Linked DNA regions of Homo sapiens: all the other regions are linked to region 1. The links are chromatin contacts, found by Hi-C or POLR2A ChIA-PET in ENCODE. All regions are on one chromosome and are shown on one strand. The core of a region is the stretch at or near the end of the contact, and the rest is flanking DNA. Distances in the headings are between cores, read along the strand shown.

The links. Hi-C counts contacts between places; a loop is a spot of excess contacts on that map. ChIA-PET counts read pairs that join two places held with the same protein, here RNA polymerase II (POLR2A). Pooled maps may share reads with other maps.
Region 2: a loop to region 1 is called in a map of naive thymus-derived CD4-positive, alpha-beta T cell, with 13 times the contacts of the local background. The contact joins the promoter of TMEM41B here to the promoter of IRAG1-AS1 in region 1. A Hi-C loop is called at or near these places in 1 of 168 maps with a recorded cell type or tissue (naive thymus-derived CD4-positive, alpha-beta T cell) and 7 of 50 pooled maps. POLR2A ChIA-PET finds 5 or more read pairs at or near these places in 1 of 52 experiments (B cell).
Region 3: a loop to region 1 is called in a map of natural killer cell, with 16 times the contacts of the local background. The contact joins the promoter of ZNF143-AS1 here to the promoter of IRAG1-AS1 in region 1. A Hi-C loop is called at or near these places in 3 of 168 maps with a recorded cell type or tissue (B cell, CD8-positive, alpha-beta T cell and natural killer cell) and 8 of 50 pooled maps. POLR2A ChIA-PET finds 5 or more read pairs at or near these places in 1 of 52 experiments (CD4-positive, alpha-beta T cell).

What each region holds. Positions count from the first base shown.
Region 1 is chr11:10,539,426-10,542,801 of GRCh38, forward strand. IRAG1-AS1 (IRAG1 antisense RNA 1) reads left to right here and starts at 1,811. Exons shown (of 4, transcript NR_046375.1): 1 at 1,811-2,117. RNF141 (ring finger protein 141) reads right to left here and starts at 1,762. Exons shown (of 6, transcript NM_016422.4): 1 at 1,697-1,762. RefSeq lists an enhancer at 1,838-1,947.
Region 2 is chr11:9,313,033-9,316,408 of GRCh38, forward strand. It overlaps TMEM41B (transmembrane protein 41B), which reads right to left and starts at 1,561. Exons shown (of 7, transcript NM_015012.4): 1 at 1,289-1,561. The coding sequence starts at 1,409. RefSeq lists enhancers at 752-1,269, 1,270-1,785 and a silencer at 1,551-1,900.
Region 3 is chr11:9,458,572-9,461,947 of GRCh38, forward strand. ZNF143-AS1 (ZNF143 antisense RNA 1) reads right to left here and starts at 2,127. Exons shown (of 1, transcript NR_036539.1): 1 at 985-2,127. ZNF143 (zinc finger protein 143) reads left to right here and starts at 2,441. Exons shown (of 16, transcript NM_003442.6): 1 at 2,441-2,505. RefSeq lists enhancers at 810-1,445, 1,645-1,724, 1,815-1,914, 1,975-2,054 and a silencer at 2,825-3,034.

The sequences.
Region 1 (3,376 bases), core at 561-3,060:
ATTGAAATAAACATCAATGATTTTCACTGTCAAGTCAACTTTAACATCAGTAATAAATACCAAGTACTACTGACTGGGTCCCTAAGGATATTATTTACTTTATTACTCATTGTTTACTCAAACTGTAGATCTGTAAACAGATATCAACTTTTTTTTTTCAAGACAAGTTAATATAGATACATAGTGAAATAATTAGGCCAGAGTCACTATAGAGTCCAGAATGCCTGTTCCAGAATCAAAGATCTTGATCAGAAAAAGATACATACATATATATTAGAGAGAGAAGGAGAGAGAAACTACAAAAGGATAGAGTGCCGTACTAGGAGATTAAGAATATGGATTTCTCACAGTAACAGTGTGTTTACTAAATGCATTTCATATTGGAAAAAGCATATTAGACTTGTAAGAATTCTCTCTGGACCTCCCTTGCCTTTTTGGGAAGGAAAGCGTGTTTGTATTTAGATGGGAACCAAGAAGGATCAGGCTACACACATCGAATATAAAGTTCATTTACACCAAATGACAAATATTAATTTTTGAAACATATAGTCATATTCTTGAGAAAAAGTTCTAGAAACTGAAGTCAGGCAATGTGAAAGAAAAGGATAAAAATCCATACTATTTTTGAGCTCTGAATTCAGAAAGCATCACTTCTCAGACGGGTGACTTCGACATGGAGGTGACTAATTTAGGATCGTCGGCCGGTGGCAGCTCATGCCCCCAGACAAAATTCTGAATGGGTAGAGGTCATTTTATAGCAAGAAGAATGGGCAGAAGGGAGTGAAAACGAATAAATTCGTGCTGAAGATGTAAGAATTATAAACAATTGAAAGTGTTCCAGCAGCTTTATATATATGCCAGAGGCAAGAACTGAATTAGCTGGCACCGCTAAATAGGACAGTGTCAGAATATAAAAGGTACACTACCTTTAATAAGGGGCATAGGGATCGATTTCAATAACAATCGTAAATCCACATTTTGTAACGCCGAGACAAATAACTGAAGGAATAATTTCAAAAGCTAACACAGAAGCCTTCTGCTCCTGCTGTGTAATCACTACCTTCTTATTATTAGCAAGAAAACGTTCTTTTCTTAGCCGGGTCTCAAGGTAGCAGCTAGTTTGACAAGGAAAGACCTTTGGGAAGGGTAGCAGCCTAAGCCAATTCATAAGTGTGGGGCTGGCTAAGTAGATCGACGTGGCTATTTCTGAGCTATCGTCCCAGGCAAAAGGTTTCTTATTTGGGTGTCCAGCCCGGCGGAGACCGAGCCCGCGGGCCACCCTAGCGCTCGCTCTGGCTACGCCGCCTCAGCCCCTCCTCAAGCGCACCTGGACATTTAACCAACAGCTAAGTCCGGCGGCCGAATGACTGAGCCGGCGGCAATATTCAAACAACCGTTTTGGGATAGAGAAGGAAAAACTCTCTCCGGGTCCCTCAGAACCACCCCGAGGCGGGACAAGCCACCGCCACCCCGGGCAACTGGAACCCGCCGGGCAGAAGACGGGCGTCAATAGAATGGCCTCCCCAGCCGTCCCCACGCCCCAATCCGAGGCCCGGGGAGGGCGGCGGGGCTAGGCCTGTCTCCCCGCGGAAGCCTGGCTCGGCAGCGGAGGGCCCTCTGGGGTTTCTCTTCCCAGACCCAGAGTCCTGGAGCAGCTAGCAAGGGAAACACGAAAGGACAGCGCCGCGGAGCTCACCCCAGGTTCAAGGCATCGCGCACCCTGCGGCAGCGGCTGCGCTGCCTCAGCCCACAGCTCAGACCTGCGGGTGGCCGCGACTCAGGCCGGGACCCGGTCGCACCTCTGTGACGCAAAGCCCCGCCCCCCGCGCGTTGCCGGGAGACGGCGCCCAACCTTCCTCTGCAGCGCCCCTACCGACCCGCGCTCCGCAGCTCCTGAGGGCTTTCGAGCCCAGATGGTCATCTGAGACGAGAGGTGGCGGCGAAGGAGAGTCTCGCCTGTCACGCTCCCGGAGCAGGGGCTTCATGAGGTGGCCATGGAAACAGCCTGGCAGACTCCCATCTCTCCTGGTGCCATCTCCGGAGCGGAAAGTGGAGCGCCCCGCTGGCGACCAAGGCCGCACTGAGAGCCCTGGTTTGGTCAACAGTTGGGCTCCAAGGTACCACTTCCCAGACCTCCAGCCTCCCCACTGATGATAGATACACAAAGGTCATCTTGTTTCTTTATGAGGCAATGGATTGTGTTCACCTAGCCGAGTTGTTAAGCATAAGAGAATGTATGAAAAGTAATTACAAGGTTCAAAATCCTGAGCTTTGATAAATGATAGATATGATGATGAGCACATGTTAGTGATATTACTGCTCTGCGGGACGTCTGAATCAGTAATTGCTGTCTTTTAAGCATCTGTTGTGTGCCAAATACTGCACTAGGCACTTTACGGGCATTGCTCTTGTTTAAGTCGTCTGGTCAAAGTTGCCTAGACAATAAACAGCAGAGCAAGGATTTTAACCCAGGTACAGCTGACACTGCTGCCTCTATGCTTAGCAGTTAAACTGGTTTTTATGTTTCTTGTTTGTACACCCCTCCTTCACCAGTCACTTGTAGATTCACCTTGTGAAGAGCTAATTCTTCCCTCTAATAATAATACTCTTTGACCATTTACTATATGTCAAACCGTATTTTAAGGACTTTAAAGGTATTAATTCGTTTAATCTTCACAGCAATCCTGTGAGTAGGTATTATTAATACCTTCACTAAGACACAGGCTTAGAAAAGTCGATTAACTTTTCCAAGGTCAAACAACCATTAAGGAGCAGAGCCAGATTCAAACCCAAGCAGACAGAACCCTGAACCTGTGTTTTTAATTCCTGTTTTAAACTGCCTCGGTAGTACGGTAAGACTTCATTAGCGCTAGGTCCATGCCTGTTTGTGCACCATTATTTCCCTGACAGCCAGCATGGTACTTGTTCAATATTTGAACATTTGATGAATATTTGAACACTGGAAAAGGAAAAAGCTTAAAAATGAAGTATAAATAATGATTTAATAAATTCCAAAAGATATCAAATTCAACAAGATTCCATAGTTCAGCCTAATCCGGGCCTGGGAGTTAGAAATATTACTCTGTAAAAATTGCCTTCAATTAAACATTGTATTGGAAGTTCTGGTCAATGAAATAAAAAAAGACAAATATATAAAAGGCATCCAAGTTGGAAAGGAAGTTGTAGCACTGCATTTATTTGCATAAGAAAATTGTGGAATACTACAAAAAAGCTGCTAGAACTCATAAGTGAGTTTACAAAAGTTGCAAGATACAAAATCAAATATACAAAAATCAGTTGTATTTCTATATACTAGCAATGAACAATTAGAAATGGAAAATTTTTAAATATCTCTTATCAGCAAAAAAAAAAAAAA
Region 2 (3,376 bases), core at 311-2,810, 1.2 Mb before region 1:
GAATACAACTGGCTGCTACCTCAAATGAGATGTCAATTTTTAGGGATGCCCTATCTGGAACACTTTTTCAGGAAACCCAGACCTTGGAATATTGTCACCCTCAGTAGTAGAGTCTTCAAAACAATCTTTCTTTTATTCAGAGCTGATTTATACATTAACAACGATTCATTTCTCAGTTTTTGAAATTATATGAAGTCACCTGGATCCAGTGTATATAAGCTGGAAAAATACCCAAAAACATAAGGCTGACAGAGCCAAATTAGACTGTTGGAGACATTTTAAATTATTTGAAAATACATTAACATTTTCTACTACATACTCTTAGAAGTTCTCCTAGCCATCACTGGTGGTGGAACACACCTATGTGAGCTACAGACAAACTTGTTAGGATCACTTTAAGTTTATGAGCTTTAAAATCATTTAAAGAACGATTCCAGGCCAACACGGAATCAAAGTATTTAGTTTCTACGTACAGTTTTTTCCTTAAAACAATATTTAAAGCCGTGAGATTCTGCAATTATAGAGGCAGTAGGAATAAAGAGAAAACAAAAACCAAAAATAAAGCCGTGAGAAATGTCAGGATGATGTAGTGGGGAAATAAACTTTAGAATGAGTGACCTTAGCTGTAACTAAGTAATTGCTAATATTTATTTAGCCCCCACTTCATATCCAAGCATTGCTCTAAATCTTTTACGTGAATTATTTCGTTTAACCCACGCACCACCTATTAAGTAGATATTATTATTATCCCCATTTCACAGTTCAGACACTGAGCTTTTTTTGAAAGTTACCAAGTCCAAGGTTCCAAGTAAACAGTAGGGCAGGGACTCAAGCCCAGGTGTACTGCCACCTGGAAGTATTAAGTCCTCGCTCCTAACTACTACTTCACTGATCTGGCTTTATGACTTTATAAGTCATATACCCACACTGGGCCTCAGTTTCTTCATCTGTAAAAACAACGCAGCGAATGCCACAGTACAGCTCCTTCCAGCTCTGCCTAGCGTCGTTATCATCAACCTTACAATCTACCTGAGCGTCAACAAGCCAGTGTCATCCCTTCTTTTAAATGAATTCTACTCAAACAGCATTTACAACGCACCTACTCGGCGTCCGGCCTTGTGCTGCGCGAGCGCCCAAGCCCAACTCCCCCACGGTCTCTGCTCCCGCCGCGGCGCCAGCAGGCCCCCCTCTTTCCCCGCGACTCTCCGAGAATAGCGGGGGTCCTTTTCCCCACCCGACACACAGAAGCCTCGGGCCACCCCCAGCTCTGCTCCCCGGGCCCACTCACCCTTCTGGTGGTCTCTGCTGCCAGGCGCCGCGAGACCCCGCGTCCCCGCTGCCCCGTCCCCCACGGGGGTCGTGTGGTGAGCGCCCAACTGCGATCGTTCGGCGACTCTGCCTTTCGCCATGGCTGCTGCAAGGTGAAGGGAGCGGTGCGGTGCCGCGCCCCCTAAACAACAAAACTCTGTTGCAGGCTCCTTACTACGCCGAAGCGCCACGGCTAGAGCCACTTCCGGCGCGACCTCCTCACCCGAGACGACCTCAGCCCAGCGAGTACTGCAACCTCCTGCAAACACCCGCAGCGCCCACCACAGGCTAAACCCCGCCCCGTGCCGCCCCCGAGCCTCGCGTGCTCGCGCCGGCCCAGTAACCGCGAGACAAGTCAGGGTCCTGGACCGCCCCCTTCAGTGCCCCGCCCCGGCCCGCCCGCGGGAAAGAGGTGGCCGCCGGGCGCTGGGGCGAGAGCATGCGCAGTCGCGGCACTCGAGTCACCCGGCTGCGACTCGCTGGCCCTGGCGTCTAAAGCGTAGCCTTAATTACCCGGAAGTGCGGTCCCAGGGACTTCAAACCTTTTGTCCAGGCCGCCGGAGGTGCCTGTGATTAGTCGGCATTTCGCGGCTGAGGCTGATTCAGCCCATTACATCAATTCCGCAGCTGCTGTCTTCAATTTGGAGGCGCCAGAGAGTGCTTGATCTAAAAGATGGTGGGAAATACAAAGGTTGAGCAAAACCTACCTGAATTTCAGGAAACTAAGGCTCAGAGAGGGCTACGTACAACCTGTGAAGATCACAGGATGGCAAAAATGGGCTTAGAATCCAGGTTGTCCTGTTCCCAAAGCTAACGGTTTTGCATTAGCTGCTGCCCCTTACTACTAAACCCAAGTCAGCTCTACATTTAGCTTATCCCTAAGCTAAGCGGAAACATGCCTTTTCCACAGGTAACTTTTTCTGCTTCTACCCCTCAGAGCACATTCAGCTTACTCACCGTGGTTACCTCTTGAAAGCAACTTAGAGGCCGGTCGCGGTGGCTCAAGCCTGTAATCCCAACACTTTGGGAGGCCAAGGCGGGCGGATCATTTGAGACCAGGAGTGTGAGGCCAGACTGGCCAAAATGGTGAGATGAGACCCCGTCTCTGCTAAAAATACAAAAATGAGCTGGACATGATGGCTTGTAATCCCAGCTACTCGAGAGTGTGAGTCAGGAGAATCGCTTGAACCCCGGAGGCTGAGGTTGCGGTGAGAAATTGCACCGCTGCACTCCAGCATAGACCACAAAGCAAGACTCCGTCCCAAAAAAAAAAAAAAAAAATCCTGATTGTTTCTATTCAGTAATTACATTTGTAGGAAATTATTCCATGAAAATAAACATAAATAATTCCTCTGTATTAGTATAACAGTGAAAAACTAAAAGCAATATAAAAATCCAACACTAAATAAAAATGGTTAAGTAAATTATGGGAAACCCATTCAATTGAACTGTTTTATGTACACATCCTTTGCCTACTTCTGGCTCCCATTTTATTTCCTTCATAGTCATTAAAAGCAATTAATTCTGTGAACTATTTGTTTACTTGTTTATTGTCTGCCTCCACCTTTAGAATATAAGCTTTAAGGCAGGGGCTTTGTCTTTTTGTTTTTTGTTTTTTTAAGTGATGGGAATCTCACTATATTGTCCAGGCTGGATCTGAACTTCTGGACTCAAGGGATCCTCAAGCATCAGCCCTCTGAGTAGCTGGGACTACAGGCTCCATGCTATGGCTCCCAGCTGGGCTTTGTCTTTTTGATCACCATTGTATCCCCGGTAGCTGACAGAGTGCCAATACCTAAGTGGCCATTCAATGAATTTGTTGAATAATTTTTTTTTTTGAGATGGTGCCCAGCCGAATAAATTTTCAATCTTAGGAAATTATATTTATGGGCCAGGTGCCATGGCTTACACCTGTAATTTCAGCACTTTGGGAGACCAAGGTGGGCGGATCACCTTGAGGTCGGGAGTTCAAGTCAAAAAAAAAAAAAAGAAAACATTTTATATATTTTACTATGCAAACATTAAAAATTGAAGTACAACAAAAACTAAAAACAAACACTGAGAAGTA
Region 3 (3,376 bases), core at 877-3,376, 1.1 Mb before region 1:
TGTCCTGTAATTGTTATCTACAATAAGAGGGCGATTTAAAAATTCTTGAGATTCTGTATTATAGTGTTTTAATGAGTAGCCTACAGGCATGGGACTTAGTGGAACTGCATAAAAATATTCTGATGGGTTAAAAAACACCTCCAATTACAAAACACAGATACATGTGGAGGGAACAGAAATTATAAATTAAAACCATTTGTTTTTCAGCTGGGCTACTTCTTTGTAACAGAGAATGTATCCATTGGGTAGGAGACTGATTTTAACTGAGCAAAATCCTCCAGTTAAAAGTAACCTAATCCTTTTTTTTTTTTTTTTTTTTTTTTTTTTGAGACGGAATCTTGCTCTGTTGCCCAGCCTGGAGTGCAGTGGCGCAATCTCAGCTCACTGCAAGCTCCGCCTCCCGGGTTCACGCCATTTTCCTGCCTCATTCTCCCGAGTAGCTGGGACTACAGGCGCCCGCCACCACGCCTGCTAAATTTTTTGTATTTTTAGTAGAGACGGGGTTTCACCGCGTTAGCCAGGATGGTCTCGATCTCCTGACCTCATGATCTGCCCGCCTTGGCCTCCCAAAGTGCTGGGATTACAGGCGTGAGCCTCCGCGCCCGGCCACCTAATCCATTTTTTATATGTGACACTTTTATTTTAAGGGCTTAAAAAGTAATCCGGGCCGGGCGCGGTGGCTCACGCCTGTAATCCCAGTACTTTGGTAGGCTGAGGTGGGCGGATTACGCGGTCAGGAGTTTCAGACCAGCCTGGCCAACATGGTGAAACCCCGTCTCTACTAAAAACAGAAAAATTAGCCGGGCGTGATGGTGGGCGCCTGTAGTCCCAGCTACTCAGGAGGTTGAGGCAGGAGAAATCGCTTGAACCTGGGAGGCGGAGGTTGCAGTGAGCTGAGATCGTGCCACTGCATTGCAGTCTGGGCTACAGGGCGAGACTCCGTCTCAAAAAACAAACAAACAAACAAAAAACAGTAATCCGAACTGATTTAAACTTCTTTATTAACAGAATATATGTTCAAACAAAGCTTAAAGTCCCATTTTCTTTCCATTGGCGTCTAGGCCCCTATTACTCAACTATCCGTTGGTTAGGGCCTGCACCTCAAGGTAGGCTTAATTGTAAATCAAAATATTTACTATCCACACTTAGAGGGCTATCTGTAACATCGTTTTTATTTATCCCCGTCCATTCGATAATCGTCTGAAATGCAAGACATTAAGTTGAACATCATCCAGCTTTCTCCCTGTTTTTCTAAGCGCGATCCAAATCTGTTACAACAGGGTAGTCTCTCATTCTCTTGGTAGCTCAATTCTACCCCCTGGCCGACTTAAGAAATTTTGAGTCTAATACACCCACCTCATCTTTAGTCGGCCTGGTGCGCCAACGCAAATTTGTACTGAGTACCTTCGGAACTGACTAGTAAGTATATCCAAAGGTTTAGAAAGGGCTGGGTTAAGAGCTACAAGAAGCATTAACCGCAACGGCCACAACTAATTTGTATCCATTCTTAGTAACTTTAGGGAACCAGACTGAATGCTTCTCCCACCCTTTTGACTTTCCTTTATTAGTTCGCAACACAAGAACATACAAAAGACCGTAGCGACAACCATTTCTGACGCCTTCAACTTTTAAATCCAAATTACGTGAAACCACAAAGCATCAGTGGTGTCTCCCCGAGGAATCCAAGACCCCCCGGCCGGTTGCCAAGCCGCCGGAATTTCAGCAGGAGAGGAAGGCTCACCCTCCCACCGCATGGCGATGCCCGGGAGACTGGAGAAGCTCAGGCAGGCTTGGAAGCCAATCCCCGGCATACAGCAGCTCTCGGGAATGCAGAGCCCTAGAGCAAGACCAAGGGCCTCGGCCGACACTGAGAGCCTCCAGGGAGAGGTCAGGTCTCTCTTTCTGTCCTATTTCTCCCTTCGACTTCCCTCCCAGCAGGCTGCTATTGAGCATTCAGCAATCGCCAGACAAAGCCCTTCTGGTCTGCAGAACGCACTCCGGCAAGCCCACCGGGAGAACCAAAGCCGCCTCCTCGCCCCTGTGGGGAAAATGGCGCTCGTCACCCCGGCTCCCTCCCGGGTAATCACAAGGACCAGCCTCCCTCCCTCGCTACAAAATGGCGCCTCCCGCTGGGGCCCCAGAATCGGTATGACTCGCTAGTCAGTGAGGCGGGGTCCGTCTGGGATAAGCGGTTATGTCAACCAGTCAGACACAGGAGCTTTGATTCTGCACTTTGCGCGAGCCACTCAGGGGCGGGCTGTAAAGTCAGGCTTGGCTGACGTCAGTTGAGTGGGCGCGGCTAGGGCGGTTTTCTTTCGCGTCGACCAAACGTGGGCCAATGGAAAACCGGAAGCGTCCTGTGAGTGATGTAATGACAGCCCAATGGAAGCTGGGGGCGGGCCTCAGACACACTATGCGGGTTGCGGGGCCTGGGGGCCGGACGGCTGTTTCCTGTCCTGGTGCATGGTGGTCGGACGAAGGAATTGTTGGAAAATTTTCTCGGAGGTTCGTATATAAATGTGTTTTTACCCAGTGTGCATTATTCTCCGCCTGGCCGCCGCCCTCAGCGCGGCGGCGCGGGCCCGCTTGGGCCCGGGCTCCGGCTCCCGCTGCTCAGCCTCCGCCGCAGGCCTTGCCGATTTTATGGGCCGGCCGCGGTAGCGGCGTCTGGGCAGAAGCGGAGTTTATTAATAACCCGCGGCCGCCACTCTAGGCGGCGGAGCTTTTTTCGTTGAGGACTCAACTCCCCCCAGCTTGTCTCTGAGCGATGCGCCCCGCCTGTTTCCCTCAGGGGACCGCCAAGGGGAGGGAGTGAAAGAGGGGAGGGTGGAGCCCTCGGGAGCCTTGGCCGCGTTTCTCGGCCTGACCTCCGCGCAGAGCGAGTCCCCAGGCGCCGCCGAGGCAGAGTTCCGCCGCCTGGGACGCCGGGCCCACGGGCCACACCAGGCCGCAGCGGGGGCGCCGGGGACAGGGCTGGCCCAGGCCCTCCCAGGACCTGCCGGTCTCACCTAGCGCTTGCTTCCCATGCGTATCGTGGGCAGATTGTTTCCCCCTCACCCTTTCTTCTATTAAAAAAAAAAAAAGGTTACTGAGGTCTAACATCGGATATTAGAAATTTACAATTTTATCCTCCCTTTTCTCCAGTTTTGGCCAAAAGAGTGAACAAATTCTTATAAGTCTCTTTGAAACGTATTATTGTGGAACGCGAACTAGTTTTTATTCCTTCCCCTTTTGCTTTGGACATTTGTTTTTTCCACATAATAACGAAGTTAAAAAGAGGAAAGAAGAATACCATTGCCAGCCCATTATTTGTTTAAAATCAGCGTCAGCCTTTGCTTTGGAAGTGTCTAAATCAGCTGATATAATCAAGTGAGAA